2 separate regions of the Homo sapiens genome follow, and region 1 is linked to region 2. The links are chromatin contacts, found by Hi-C or POLR2A ChIA-PET in ENCODE. All regions are on one chromosome and are shown on one strand. The core of a region is the stretch at or near the end of the contact, and the rest is flanking DNA. Distances in the headings are between cores, read along the strand shown.

The links. A loop is a pair of places that touch in the nucleus more often than their neighbours do. ChIA-PET counts read pairs that join two places held with the same protein, here RNA polymerase II (POLR2A). Pooled maps may share reads with other maps.
Region 1: a map of aorta shows a loop between it and region 2 (2.0-fold over the local background). The contact joins two enhancer-like sites. A Hi-C loop is called at or near these places in 4 of 168 maps with a recorded cell type or tissue (PC-3, PC-9, aorta and 1 more) and 6 of 50 pooled maps. POLR2A ChIA-PET finds 5 or more read pairs at or near these places in 1 of 52 experiments (PC-9).

The regions. Positions count from the first base shown.
Region 1 is chr3:99,747,419-99,754,111 of GRCh38, forward strand. All of the region lies in intron 2 of COL8A1 (collagen type VIII alpha 1 chain), which reads left to right. Among named protein-coding and RNA genes, the nearest start is that of CMSS1, 67 kb to the right of the region's middle. Within about 2 kb of position 4,358, at least 3 of the 41 ENCODE cell types and tissues checked have a DNase peak (open chromatin) inside an H3K27ac peak, as active enhancers do.
Region 2 is chr3:99,227,958-99,234,769 of GRCh38, forward strand. No RefSeq gene overlaps it. Among named protein-coding and RNA genes, the nearest start is that of LINC00973, 320 kb to the left of the region's middle. Within about 2 kb of position 4,819, at least 2 of the 41 ENCODE cell types and tissues checked have a DNase peak (open chromatin) inside an H3K27ac peak, as active enhancers do.

The DNA.
Region 1 (6,693 bases), core at 3,108-5,607, 520 kb after region 2:
GAGAGGTGGTGTCCCACACATGGGAATTAATGAGCTACATCTGTAACCAAAAATATCCACGGAAAACCTGTTGAATTGATCCATATCTGTTTTATTAATCAAGCCCACTACGGAAGGGCTTTCTTGTGGTTGTACTACACTTTGGAAATAAATAGAGTGGGGAAACCACAGTTCATTTTAAAAGTTGTTTGAAACTTTGAAGAACACGGGATTTTATATTATACGACAGCAATAAACTCCAATTTTTGATGACTGTAATTCTGAGTATATAAGTATATAAATATTCTGTACATATAATTTTACTGCAGAACATTATGACTGTGGCCAAGAAGACCCTTACTGTTCAATATGGAATTTACTTGTTACTGCCACTGTCTTCCTTCCTCAATTTTTTAAAATAAAAAGACTTTTAAAAATAAAAAGAAATTTTAAAACTAGCTTGGTATGAATAGCCTTTAGCTGAAGCAGATGGCTGGAAGTCAGAAGCCCCAGATTCTATCCTTCATTCTCCTACCAACTTGGAATGTGGCCTTGGGCAAGTCATGAGAGTAAATCTACAACAAAAGAGCTAATAATGCTTTACATGTGTATGGTGTTTTATGATCTAACAGAGCACTTTCACATACAATATCTTATTTAATCTTCCCCGCAGCTTCCTGAAAAGAGTATGGCAGTTATTAACGATCCCCATTATAAAGAGGAGGAATTTGAGACCCAGTGAAACTAAATCACTTTTTCAAGTCAGGAACAGTCATAGTCTAAGATTCCCGGCTGGTCTTTGTCTTTCCTCTACACCACATTGCCACCCTCTGGCACCTCCAATGGTGGCAAAGCAGGAATGACTATAGCTGCACTGTTCAATATGATAGCCACTAACCACATTCTGGTACTGAGCATATGAAATGTGGCTAGTCCCAATTGAGATGTGCTGTGAGTGTGAAATATACACCAAATTTCTAAGACTTGGAATGAAAAACAGAATGTAAAATGTCTCATCAATACTTTATATATTGATTGCATGTTGAAATGATATTTTTAATATTTTGAGTTAAATAAAAGTAATAAGTATAAATATATTAATAAATATTACCAAATATGGTTTAATAAAATTAATTTCACCTGTTTCTTTTTACTTATTAATATGATAATAAAAAACATAAAGTTGATATTTGACTCACATTGTCCCTATGCGACAGCACTGACCAGAGGATTCCACTGTTCAGAGCCCACATACTAATTTCACAGTACTGGACTTGTTTATGTACCTGGCTTGATGTAGCTGATACAAATTCCCTAAGATGCTGTCAAATAGAGGGCAAGGTAGATTAGCAGCAATGATTTGGGCATTCTCACACATCTTCCACATGCAGGAAAAAATCTGGCTTCATTAGTTGATGCCCCAAATTGCTCATTCATTAAAAGGGTCCATTTTATACCGTTGAATACTTGAGAGACTTCGAAGTAAAAGTGCTATGGCAAGAACTATAAATTAGTATGGCTCTATAGCACTCTTTATTTTCAAATATGTTCCCATTAAACATTATGAATGAATGAGACATTAAACTGTTAGGCTGATATATACTATGTAAAATAATAATTATATATAACTTTGTTGTACAGTATGTTTTATTCTACCTACAAAGTCATTAAGATATTTTACATACAATCCCTAAATAAATAGCTTATTTCTGTTATGGAACAATCTAACTGAAAGTCCTCAGGAAAAATGAGTTCTTATTTAGAAGAAAAAATATGTATAGTAAAAAATAGCTCAGATAACTAAAAACTAGCATCTATTTGGCAGTTATTATGTGGGCTCAAGTACCATGCTAAGAGTTACACCAAGGTTCTCTCACTTCATCTTTACAGGGCTTTGAAAATCAGCAAGAGGGAACAGAACCAAAGGTCTTAACCACTACTGCTTCTTATTTCAAAGCAATTTAAAATCATAACTCAACCTATCATGACAGTGTAAGAATATTTGGAATTGATTTTATTTTATTCATTTAAGCTCCACAAGCATCTACCTAGAAAATGCAATGGATCAGGAACAGTTCTAGACACTGAGGGAATATTGAGCAGTAAGACCAGAGCTCTACTCTCAAAGAGAACACTGATTGATAGGTTTATGAACATGCTTTTGAAAAATGCATACTTATGACTAAATAGAAGGGGAGTCACTATTCATGTTCTAAAGGGTTTCTTTATGTTCCAATAGAAATCTTTATAGTGCTATTCCTGTTTGTTAAAATTTACCTATTGTTCATAAAGCAAAGGTCTTATGTAAAAAAAAATTAAAAAATAAACTACATAGTTTGAATTTCAGAGGTTTGCTTTCCTCCATTATACTCACTTGGAAGAAGAGGTGCTGAAATTACCATAAATATTTTCTAGAACAAGGAGAGATGAAAGCAAACAAACAAAAGGAACCTAAATCAAAATGGCTCTAAGAAAATCACAAAATAATGAAAACTAAAGAGTTTTATAAACTTTTATACAATAATAGTGATAAGTTATCTTTGAAGGTAGAGATTTAAAATTATGCATGAGTTAACTATATATTAATTGTTTAAAGAATATTTCAAAATAGAATGTATAACTTGTTGCCAACTTCTTTTTCTTTTTTTCTTCTTTTTTTTTTTTTTTTTTTTTTTTTGAGACAGATTCTTGCTCTGTTGCCACGGCTGGAGTGCAGTGGCATGATCTTGGCTTACTGCAACCTCCACCTCCTGGGTTCAAGCAATTCTCCTGGCTCAGCCTCCTGAGTAGCTGGAACTACAGGTGCACACCACCACACCTGGCTAATTTTTGTATTTTTAGTAGAGACAGGGTTTCGCCATGTTGGCCAGGCTGGTCTTGAACTCCTGATCTCCAGGAATCCGCCCACCTCAGCCTCCCAAAGTGCTGGGATTACAGGCGTGAGCCACTACACCTGGCCCCAGTTTCCTAATGTTCATGTTTACCTAGAATTAAATAAAAAGAAAATATTAATAGCCAACTCTGGGTGGCAGAATTTTAGACAGTTTTGTGCCCTCATGTATACTCTTTTGTAAATTTTTCAAAAAAACATATATTGCTTTTATAATTGGTAAACAGAAAAAATATTGTAATTGACTCCAAAATCGATAGGTGATAAAGACAAAATTGTCCAGGGGGAGTAAAATGCAAATTTTGCTCTCAATCACAAAATTTTTAAAAAATAATAATAAATGTAATAGGTTCTTCCTTCCAGGTGTTATTGCCCTTTCTTTGATTCAAGATAAAGCAACCTGTAGGCTATTCAACTTCTCTAGACAAGAAAGGTTAAAAATTGGATTGAATTTTCAAGATTTTCTTGAGAAAGCATTTCACCTGCAGCTATGAACATGAGTGTAAAGATCAAAGTTGTAATACGGGCTGGTAAAGCTGAAAGTTGTTATTGTGGCAATCAGAAAAGTAGAGCATCATTAAAGTGTACCTCTTTCACCTTAAAACATAAACTGGCCATCAATCATTTCTAATGGCATCTACTTAAAACTGGCCTTATGATTGGCTCCTAAGTGTGTAAAATGTCAGGTGGAAATACATAAACACATCTTTGAGCTGGATAGAGTCTCAGTGATCCTAAAAAGTGAAATATAGAGCTATTTTAGAGATGCCATTTAAAAATTTATGGAGAGAGATTTGGTCTTATAATTTCTTTCATGAATACTAAAATTTTACTACAAAGAAAATTCAGAAATGAGTTATTTGTGCCATTTAATCATTAAATCATAAATCCACAGACCATTAGAGCTGGAAGGGGCCTTCTAGATTACCTCCTCCAATGCCAATATTTTGCAGATGAGAAAGTAGGAACAGAAAATTTATTTTCTCAGGGTTAAGCATGGTGGCTCACACCTGTAATCCCAGCAATATAGGAGGCCAAAGCGGGCAGATCACCTGAGGTCAGGAGTTTGAGACCAGCCTGGCCAACATGGCGAAACCCTGCCTCTACTACAAATACAAAAATTAGCCAGGTGTGGTGGTGGGTGCCTGTAATCCCAGCTACTTGGGAGGCTGACGCAGGGAGAATTGCTTGAACCAGGCAGGTGGAGGTTGCAGTAAGCTGAGATCGCACCACTGCACTCCAGCTTGGGCAACAGAGTGAGACTGAAAAAAAGAAAAGAAAATTTATCTTCTCAGGAAAAAGTAAAATCACTCAAAAATATCTTAAAGAATCCAGAAACATCTTGAATCTTACTGACGAAAAATTAGGTATTTTGAATCCTACTAGAACTTTAATTATAACTCGAATTTTTAGTTTGGTTGTGGGCAGTCCTACGCAATGAAGGAAAGACGCTAACAGTGACTGTGGAAAGCACATTCACAATGAACACTTATAAAGTTAAAACTAAAAATAAAACAGACCAATGATTTCAGACCAGGTTATTCATTCATTACTCAGCTTCCTTTCTTTAGTGAGTCAAGCAATTGAAATGAGCGTTCTTAGCCACTTTTAAGACACAATTCTTCTATTATCATGAAAAATTGGCTACTTCTAAAGTTGCTGATATGCTGAAGAATAATGGGACATTCATTCTTTGAGTTAAAAAATCCAAATTATTGCCAAAATCCTCCTGATTTAATGCATTTATGAAAATATGCTTATAATAAAATTATATATATTAAGAATATACTCCTCATCCCCTGCAAATAGATACTTACTTTGCATTATGGACATCCTGGAAGAAGTAAACATGAAAGCTCTTTTTCTAAGTTTAATGTTGATCTAAGAAATGGAAAATAGTAACACTTGGTTTTAAGGAAACTAGCACAGTGTGGACATGTTCATTGTCATCTGTAAAGTAGAAATAAGAGTAGACTCTTGCAAAATCATTTAAGAATTAAATCAATAATAGATATAAAATGGTTAGTACAGGGTTTGGTCATAGTTAACATTTAATAAGTCCCAGCTATTAGTAGTAGTGGTAGTAATATTATTATTATTTATAACATGATCACTCTTCTACTACTCCCTTCCCTTCAAGCAAAACTCTTGTGATTCCCCTACACTATTTTATGGCGCCATGTGCTTGTATATTCTGATCCCTCTCCCCAAATGCCCTATCCTGACTTCTATATCTGCTGAACTCCTACTTATCACCCAAGGTCAGCTCCAAAGTTTTTTCCTCTTACCTGCGTTACCTAATCCCTGATTGCACTCACCTATTTCCCATGGTTCTCTGCATATATCCCTCTCCTATCAATTGAGATGAGGACTTTTACTTGATTCTCCCTCACGCCCCCCACATGCCCCCCCACACACACATGCATGTACACATATGCACACACTCTGGACTACAGTGAATTCATCATACTCAATTTTGTATCATCATAGAAATGTCTATTGAAATGAACAAACTCCCGCATAAATAAATGACTTTTTAATTTCATGAGTAGGTATCAGGCTAGAATGTGCACCTAGTGGCCTCAGTTTAGAGGGGGAGAAGGGGAGATGGGTATATGAGGAAAGCTGGGACATGCAACTCACCAGCCCTGGAGCCCGGCTCTGCCACATGCCTACTGCTATGACTTGTGGTAAATCATTTAACTTCCCTGGACCTCAGTTTTCCTTCTCAGCAAAATGGGAGGACTGGGCAAAATGTTATCTGAGGACCCTTCCAGCACCAACCTTTATATATGATGCTATGCACTGGTTTATCTCAATGGTTCTCAAACTTTAGCAGACATCAGAATCATCTGGAAGGCTTATTAAAATACTGGTCAGCAGATCTGATGGGGCCCAAGAACTTGCATTTTTAACAAATTGCCAGATGATGGTGAGGCTACTGGCAGGGGGACCACACTTTAAGAACCACTAACTGATCTTCTTGACACAGGATCCTGACACTGTCCTGTTGTTATCTGGTGAAAGGCACTCCTGATATGATAAGATGCAGGCAAGTAAACCCACACTTCTGTGAGGCTGCCATCACAAGGACTAGGTGCCTATGGGTGAGCCCCAAGGGTGACCACAGAATGAAAGCTTTGCTGACTGGAGTTTTGTTAAAGGCTCACTTTGTGGGAAAGAAACTGCCTGACTTCTCAATGCTATAGGGTATAGAAAACACTGACGCCAGGGTTGGACCCATCAGTTAGTACCGCTGCAGCTGAAGTCACATGGATCACAATTGCCATCTAGTGATGACTTTGAATTACTGCATCAAGAGACTACAGAATGAAATGCTGCTTTTTCATTTAGAAACTGCTTTTTTTTTACACAAAACTATGTTCAAAATGAGATCCCTTAAGGATAAAGTCTAATGTGCTCCGGTCTTATCTACATTTGTATCTCAGTACTATGAAAATAAATACATATATAGTACTTACTATGTGCTAGGCATGGTTCTATGCTTTATATATGTTCAATTATTCACAGCAAACCCATGAGATAATACAAATTTTCCCAGTTTGGAGACAAGAAATAAAACTACAAATGTACAAAGCAATGAAAAGACTTGCTTGAGGTTGCCCAGTCAGTAAAATGGTAGAGCTTGGACTGAACCTAGACAGCTACTGGGAAGATAACTACACTAACCAGTTTCTCTTATATCAATTTAAAACATAGTTGCTGAAACAATTAGTACTTGTAAACTGTTGTCAGTTACAGATATGGGTCTGCAAAATTTTATTAAGTATACACTGAATAAATAATTTTTTTCTGATCCTTCC
Region 2 (6,812 bases), core at 3,569-6,068:
ATTTATCAACAGTAATAATTTGCAAAGAAAATTTGAGTATTTTTCCATTAAGGATGTAGTTAGGAATATTTTTCTATTAAGGTTACAGTTAAGAGTATTGATATGAAATATCCTCGAGCCTCACATAGGAATAAATGGTGAGATAATTTGCTGTTAGTATAGGAGGTGAGGATTATGTGGGGCCCATTGTATGAGAGCATATAAAACATTTGGATCAGTTGTTATATGTAGGTATTCAATACAACGGTAACTCAAAAATAAAGGGAGTTGAACACTGTGGAAGGCCCAGCTGAAGTTAGCTATGTATTTACAATGCAACTAATCATTGTAGGATATTCTCCAGCTCATAGCTCAAGACAAACACAATATTTAGCACTGAAGGGTGACCAACAATATAACATACCACCAAAACACAAGTAAAGGCTGTGCTAATTGTAGATGCCTATTCTTTCCTTCTTCCAGGCTCATGTGATATTTTTGGACAGTTTATTTATTTTCATTTATTCTACTTTGAATAAATCCAGATGTAATGAGGTGAAACCTATGGGAGAAGACTTTCCTGTGGCTTGGCTGGATGATCTTCCCATAAAATGCTATTGACAAGATAGAATTCTTGGCCTCCAACAAGAATATTTAAAATCTTTTTTATCTTAAAAAATACATATGTGACAGCTTCTATTGTTTCACCTTCAGAAGTTTATTGGAGGTTTTGGAAATAAAAATAGTGAAAGAAATGATTCTTTGTGTATTGAAGAGAAAATATAAGAGATTCAAACACTGGTGATTTGTTACTTCCTATTTGTGCTAAGGATGGGTAAGAAGAGACAATTAGATTATGTGGAACAGACCTAACTACTCCTTTGAAATACTAAATAGGGTGGCAGAGTCAAGGTCAAACCTGGACACAGGAAGAGTTGCCCTGTTGGTTGACAGCTCTGAGAAAATTCTTAGAAATTAATTGTTAAATATAGGAGGATCATATTGGCCAGTTGATGGTAAAATCAAAACCAAGAAAACATAAACAGCTGCTTAAGACCTCATCTTCAGTGAGTGGGGGCTTTAATAATGCCACTAGTAAAAACAGAGGAATCAAAAGAAGGAAGGACTAGGAGAAAGGAAATACTGGTCTCTAACTCTAGATACATTGGATAAGTCATCTAAGTCCTCTAGGTCTCCTTAAACTTCTGCAAATTAATAGAGTTGAAATTATTAAATAATTGCTAGTGATCCATACAGCTCTATGAGTTGATTTTTTTTGGGAAATAAAGATGAGTTCAATTTTGAATATCTTGAATTTGAGAAAACTGTGGAATATCCACTGACTATGTCCAGCATGCAAGCAAAACTTGAGTTCGGAATTTAAATAAGTGGAAATGCAGACTACTTAAAATTTATTCAAGATCATTCAGACCCCATTTTAATTTGTAAGAAATATTTTAGAAAGCTATTCTTTTGGCAGAAATTGTGTATATCTGGGTTGTATCCAAAAGTGTATTTCTTTTGGAAAAAAATGATGCACGTGTTAAACTATGTTGGAGTTAAAAGCAGGTGAGAAAGTATCTTTTACTATTGTTAAAGGATCACTTTCAGTGCAATGCTTATGGTGAGAGTTTAAAAGTTGAAACTTCACAGGTATCAAGTTATCACTGAGGAATTTATTACTTATTAATAAAATCATTGTTACCATGGAAAGCAATCTTATTTGGAAAGCAAGGTCATTTTCATAAAACTGCCTCAAATGGAACAATAGAATCTCAATTTCTTTGAACTCTATTGAGGTGAATGGACCAGCAGACAGGGAGGAGTAATGGAAAGGACATGAAGAAGGAAATGTAATAAAACTAAGAAAATAGATTCTTCCTTCTCGTTTCTGTCTATGTTTATTAAAGATGAAATTAGAGGTAACAACTTGAAATTGCTTAGCGTTTAGGTTCCAGACATAAATACAGAGAGGCAAAGAACTGTGAAAAATGAACTTTCTTTTTCATTATGGAGCAAATCCTTCAGATGTTCATTTAATAGTCTAATCAGGCATTTTAGGAAATGGTATGGGAAATATCTGGAACTTTTTTACTTCTTTGTATTCACATTTAGAAGTGAAACTTATTTGTGTCTGTAGGTGAGTGTGTGAATACATGAATTTAACTTGAAAAGTTCAATTTTTTAACTGTTATTTTAGATTCAAGAGTACATGTGCAAGTTTGTTATATAGGTAAACTTTGTGTCATGGAAGTTAAACGTACAGATTATTTTATTGCCACCCAGGCAATAAACATAGTACCCAATAGGTATATTTTTCTTATGTCCTCTCTCCTACCACCCTCTGTCCTCAAATACACCTCTGTGTCTGCTGTTACCTTCTTTGTGTCCATGTGTTCTTGTTGTTTAGCTCCCACTTATAAGTGAGAACATGTGGTGTTTGGTTTTCTGTTCCTGTGTTAGTTTGCTTAGGATAATGGCCTCCAGCTCCATCTGCATTGCTGCAAAGAACCTAGTCTTGCTCTTTTTATGGTGGTGTAGTATTCCATGGTGTATGTGTACCACATTTTCTTTATCCAGTCTACCATTGATGGACATTTAAGTTGATTCCATGTCTTTGCTATTGTGAATGGTGCTGGAATGAGCATACATGTCCATGTGTTTTTATGATAGTATGATTTATGTTCCTTTGGGTATATACCCAATACTGTGATTGCTGGATCTCATGGTAATTCTGTTTTAAGTTCTTTGAAGAATCCCCACACTGTTTTTCACAATAGCTGAGCTAATTTACACTCCTACCAGCAGTGTATAAGCATTCTCTTTTCTTTGTAACCTTGCCAGCATCTGTTATTTTTTGACTTTTTCATGATAGCCATTCTCACTGGTGTGAGACAGTATCTTGTTGTGGTTTTGATTTGCATTTTTCTAATGATCACTGATAGGGAGGTTTTTTTCATATGAGTATTGGCTGCACGTATGTTTTCTCTTGAGAAGTGTCTGTTCATGTCCTTTGCCCACCTTTTAATGGGGTTGTTTGTTTTTCACTTATAAATTTGTCGAAGTTCTTTATAGATTCTGGATATTAGACCTTTGTTGGATGCATAGTTTGCAAATGTTTTTTTCCCATTCTAAAGGTCATTTGTTTACTGTGTTGATAGTTTCTTTTGCTGTGTAGAAGTTCTTTAGTTTAATTAGGTCTTATTTGTCAATTTTTGTTTTTGTTGCAATTGCTTTTGGCATCTCTGTTATGAAATATTTGCCAGGTTCCATGTGTGGGATGATATTACCTGGGTTACCTTCCAGGGTTTTTATAGTTTTAATTTACATTTAAGTTTTTAATCCATCTTGAGTTGATTTTTGTACGTGGTGTAAAAAGGGGTGAAATTTCAATCTTTTGCATATGGCTAGCCAGTTATCCCAGCACCACGGAAGTCCTGGTGAAAGCAATCAGTCAGGAGAAAGAAATAAAAGGCATACAAATAGGAAGAGAGAAAGTCAAACTATCCCTGTTTGCAGACAATGTTATTCTGTATCTAGAAAACGGCATAGTCTTAGCCCAAGAGCTCTTTGATCCAAAATACAACTTCAGCAAAGTTGCGGGATACAAAATCAATATACAAAAGTCACTAGCATTCCTATACAACAAAAACATCCAAGCCAAGAGCCAAATCAAGAATGCAATCCTACTCACAAATGCCACAAAAAGAATAAAATATCTAGGAATACAGCTAACCAGGGACATAAAAGATTCCTACAGGGAGCATTACAAAACACTGCTCAAAGAAATCACGGATGACAGAAACAAATGGAAAAATATTCCATGCTCATGGATAGGAAGAATATTGTTAAAATGGCCATCCTGCCCAAAGGAACTATTCTATGAGACCACAGTAAACGAAATAGCATGGTACTGTTACAAAAACAGACATATAAACCAATGGAACAGAATAGAGATCCCAAAAATAATGATGTACACTTAACAATGATCCGTTCTTTGACAAAGCTGACAAAAACAAGCAATGAGGAAATTACTCCCTATTCAAATTCCATTTTTTTTTTCACAGATGATGTGATGGTGAGACCAGTCTCCTCTTCAAACTACTACATATATCAACAGTTGACATTACCCTGGGCATGTTGATTTTATATACATTGACTTAACCTACCTACCAGGCATTCCATTCCATGGGAGACATACTAAGTGTCTAGTATGTCCCACGTTGTGATAGGCAATGTGAGAGTTACAGACAACCAAAAGGTGAGTGCCTTCCCTTCAAAGAGGTTGCCATCTAGTTAGAAGTATTGATATCTTAATTTAAAAATGAGGCTTTCATTTGTCATATATGTACTTAACAGGCCATGGTATGATCAAGCAAACAAACACTTATGTTGCCATTAGCAAAAAAGGCCCCTGTTATCTTTTGTTAACCAAAAAATTGCAGTGAATTTTCCATATGTGCTTCTTTCAATTTCTCTTGGTATGAAGTTCCAGTACACATACAAAACCTCTTTGAAGAAAAAAAAAAGAAATAAAACTTATGTAGAAATTTATTTAATTCTAAGTGATGGGAGACAAAAAACTGTTTCACCTAACTCAAACCACATAAAGGACTTTCAAAAACATTTGAGCATTCCTGGGCTCTGTTCCCTCCATATATCCTACTAGCCAGACAAGGAAGTACCTCTTTCCCTGTGTGAAATCTCTTCTGTTAGACAATTAGTTCCACGTCTTGGGATCTCATTTCCTAAGGTCCTGCCAGTGACCTTCTCTTTAAAACCATTAATTCTTGTGAGATTCTGGCCAGGTGAAGTTTGGACTGGCTCCTGTACAAGGGTGATGTGGGGCAGTCCTGTGAAGCCTAAAGCAGTATTACACATCACCTTGGAGTTGGAACATTTTTGGCTCAGGAAAGTAAAATGACTGGATGAAGTCTTGCTGTGTAAGTCATAACTCTATAATCAGAGTTGTGTATTTTTTTTAATTTATAAAAAGGATTTGGCTTTGGAGTGGCAAGCAGCAGTGGTAAGCCCTTCCAGGGAGCTCTCGTGACCCTCACCAGAGTTATTTATGTTAGATGAAATGGTACTTTGAGCTGTGCCCAATGACTGGTTCCCCACTTATACACCCAAGCCCCACCTAAAATTGAATCAAACCATACACACCTACATCTCTGCCCTCTTTTCCTGAACAGCTGGAGTTTTATAAGGTCACCTTGGAACTCCTCTGCCCTTTCCCTTAGAACAGATCAACACTGCTGACTAAGGCTGGTACTTTCTTCCAGAGAAAAGGTCAAGAAATTGAGGATCATTTTCTTTTTGACTAATGGCTAAGGGTATCTGTCTTTCTTTACTAAAGACATAGTACCTTCCAACATGTCCATCCAACAGAGGAAGAGCACACATTCTAAAAGATGCACATTGTCCATGCACCAAGCTGTAGCCTTCTGCTCTTTGTTGGTGGAATGGGAAATTAACAGAAGAGAAACAGGGATCAAGATAGGAAGCAATGACGATAAATTCAAAGGAGTAAGCATTAGCTTTAAGAAGAATCACACATCTCTTTTTATTATATATTTACTGGAAGAATGCATTTCATGACTACTTTGAGTATACATGGCAAAACAACAATTTCACATTTGTACATGCTATGTTCCATTTGCTTGATCAGTCAGTAATGTTCACCGAGTGTAATCCAGGCTCCTGAAAAGCAATAGAGAACTGAGTCAGTTCCTGTTCCCCCTAAAATTTAGATTCTTTCTGTAATAGAAGGCTTCCAAATTAATATTAGTCAATTCTGGCATCATCGTGGAAATGATCTTGTCTCCTGAGTAGTCTCTGAATAGTAGTATAGAGTCAGAGTAGTATAGAGTAGTATAGAGGCCACCCTGGAGGAGACTTATGCCTGCAGAGAGTACCAGGATGGCTGTGATCTCAATGGTCTCAACACCATGCTATTCTCCTCACCACCTCTGTTTCAGATCTTAGCCCAGGGAGGGATTCTGGGGACACCCACTTAAATGGCTTGCTGAAAATCTTGTGACACTTTATTTCCAGAGGAGAAGCACTTGCTATTCTGAGACTTAGGGAGAAACAATTGCTACCACTGCTGCTTCTACCATTGCTAAAACCATTTAATCTGTGTCAATTTTAAATGAATGTGATTAATCTTCACGACACGTGGTTGGTATTCTCATCTGTTTTAATATATTAGAAAAGTGAGGCTCTAAGAAAATAACCAACTTGCCAAAAGTATTAACTAGCTAATAAAATGTAGAATCAAAATTTGAACTCTGTTCATTTCATGCTGAAAATGGATGGGTGTTAGTATCTTTCTTACTTTAAAGTCATATGTTATTTGATGTATAAATTATTAACCACCAGCAGCGTTTGATTAATTATAAACTTAGGATTTTAAAATTCCTGTTTGTTTAAAACTTGAAATTTCTAAAATAAACATACATCTTATATAATCCATTAAGTTTAATTTATCAAATACTTTTCCACTTCCAAATACTTTTCTTTGCCATATTTCTTATTTTAATCTTTTTACTTTTATTTTACGTTTAAGGGTACATGTGCAGATTTGTTGCACAGGTAAACATGTCATGGAGGTTTGTTGCACATATTATTTTATCACACAGATATGAAGCCCAGTACCCAATAGTTATCTTTTCTGCCCTTCTCCCTCCTCCCACCCTCTACCCTCAAGTAGACCTCAGTGTCTGCTGTTTCCTTCTTTGTGTTCATAAGTTTTTATCATTTTCCTCCCACTTATAAGTAAGAACATGCAGTATTTTTTTTGTGTGTTTCTGTGTTGATTTTCTAAGGAT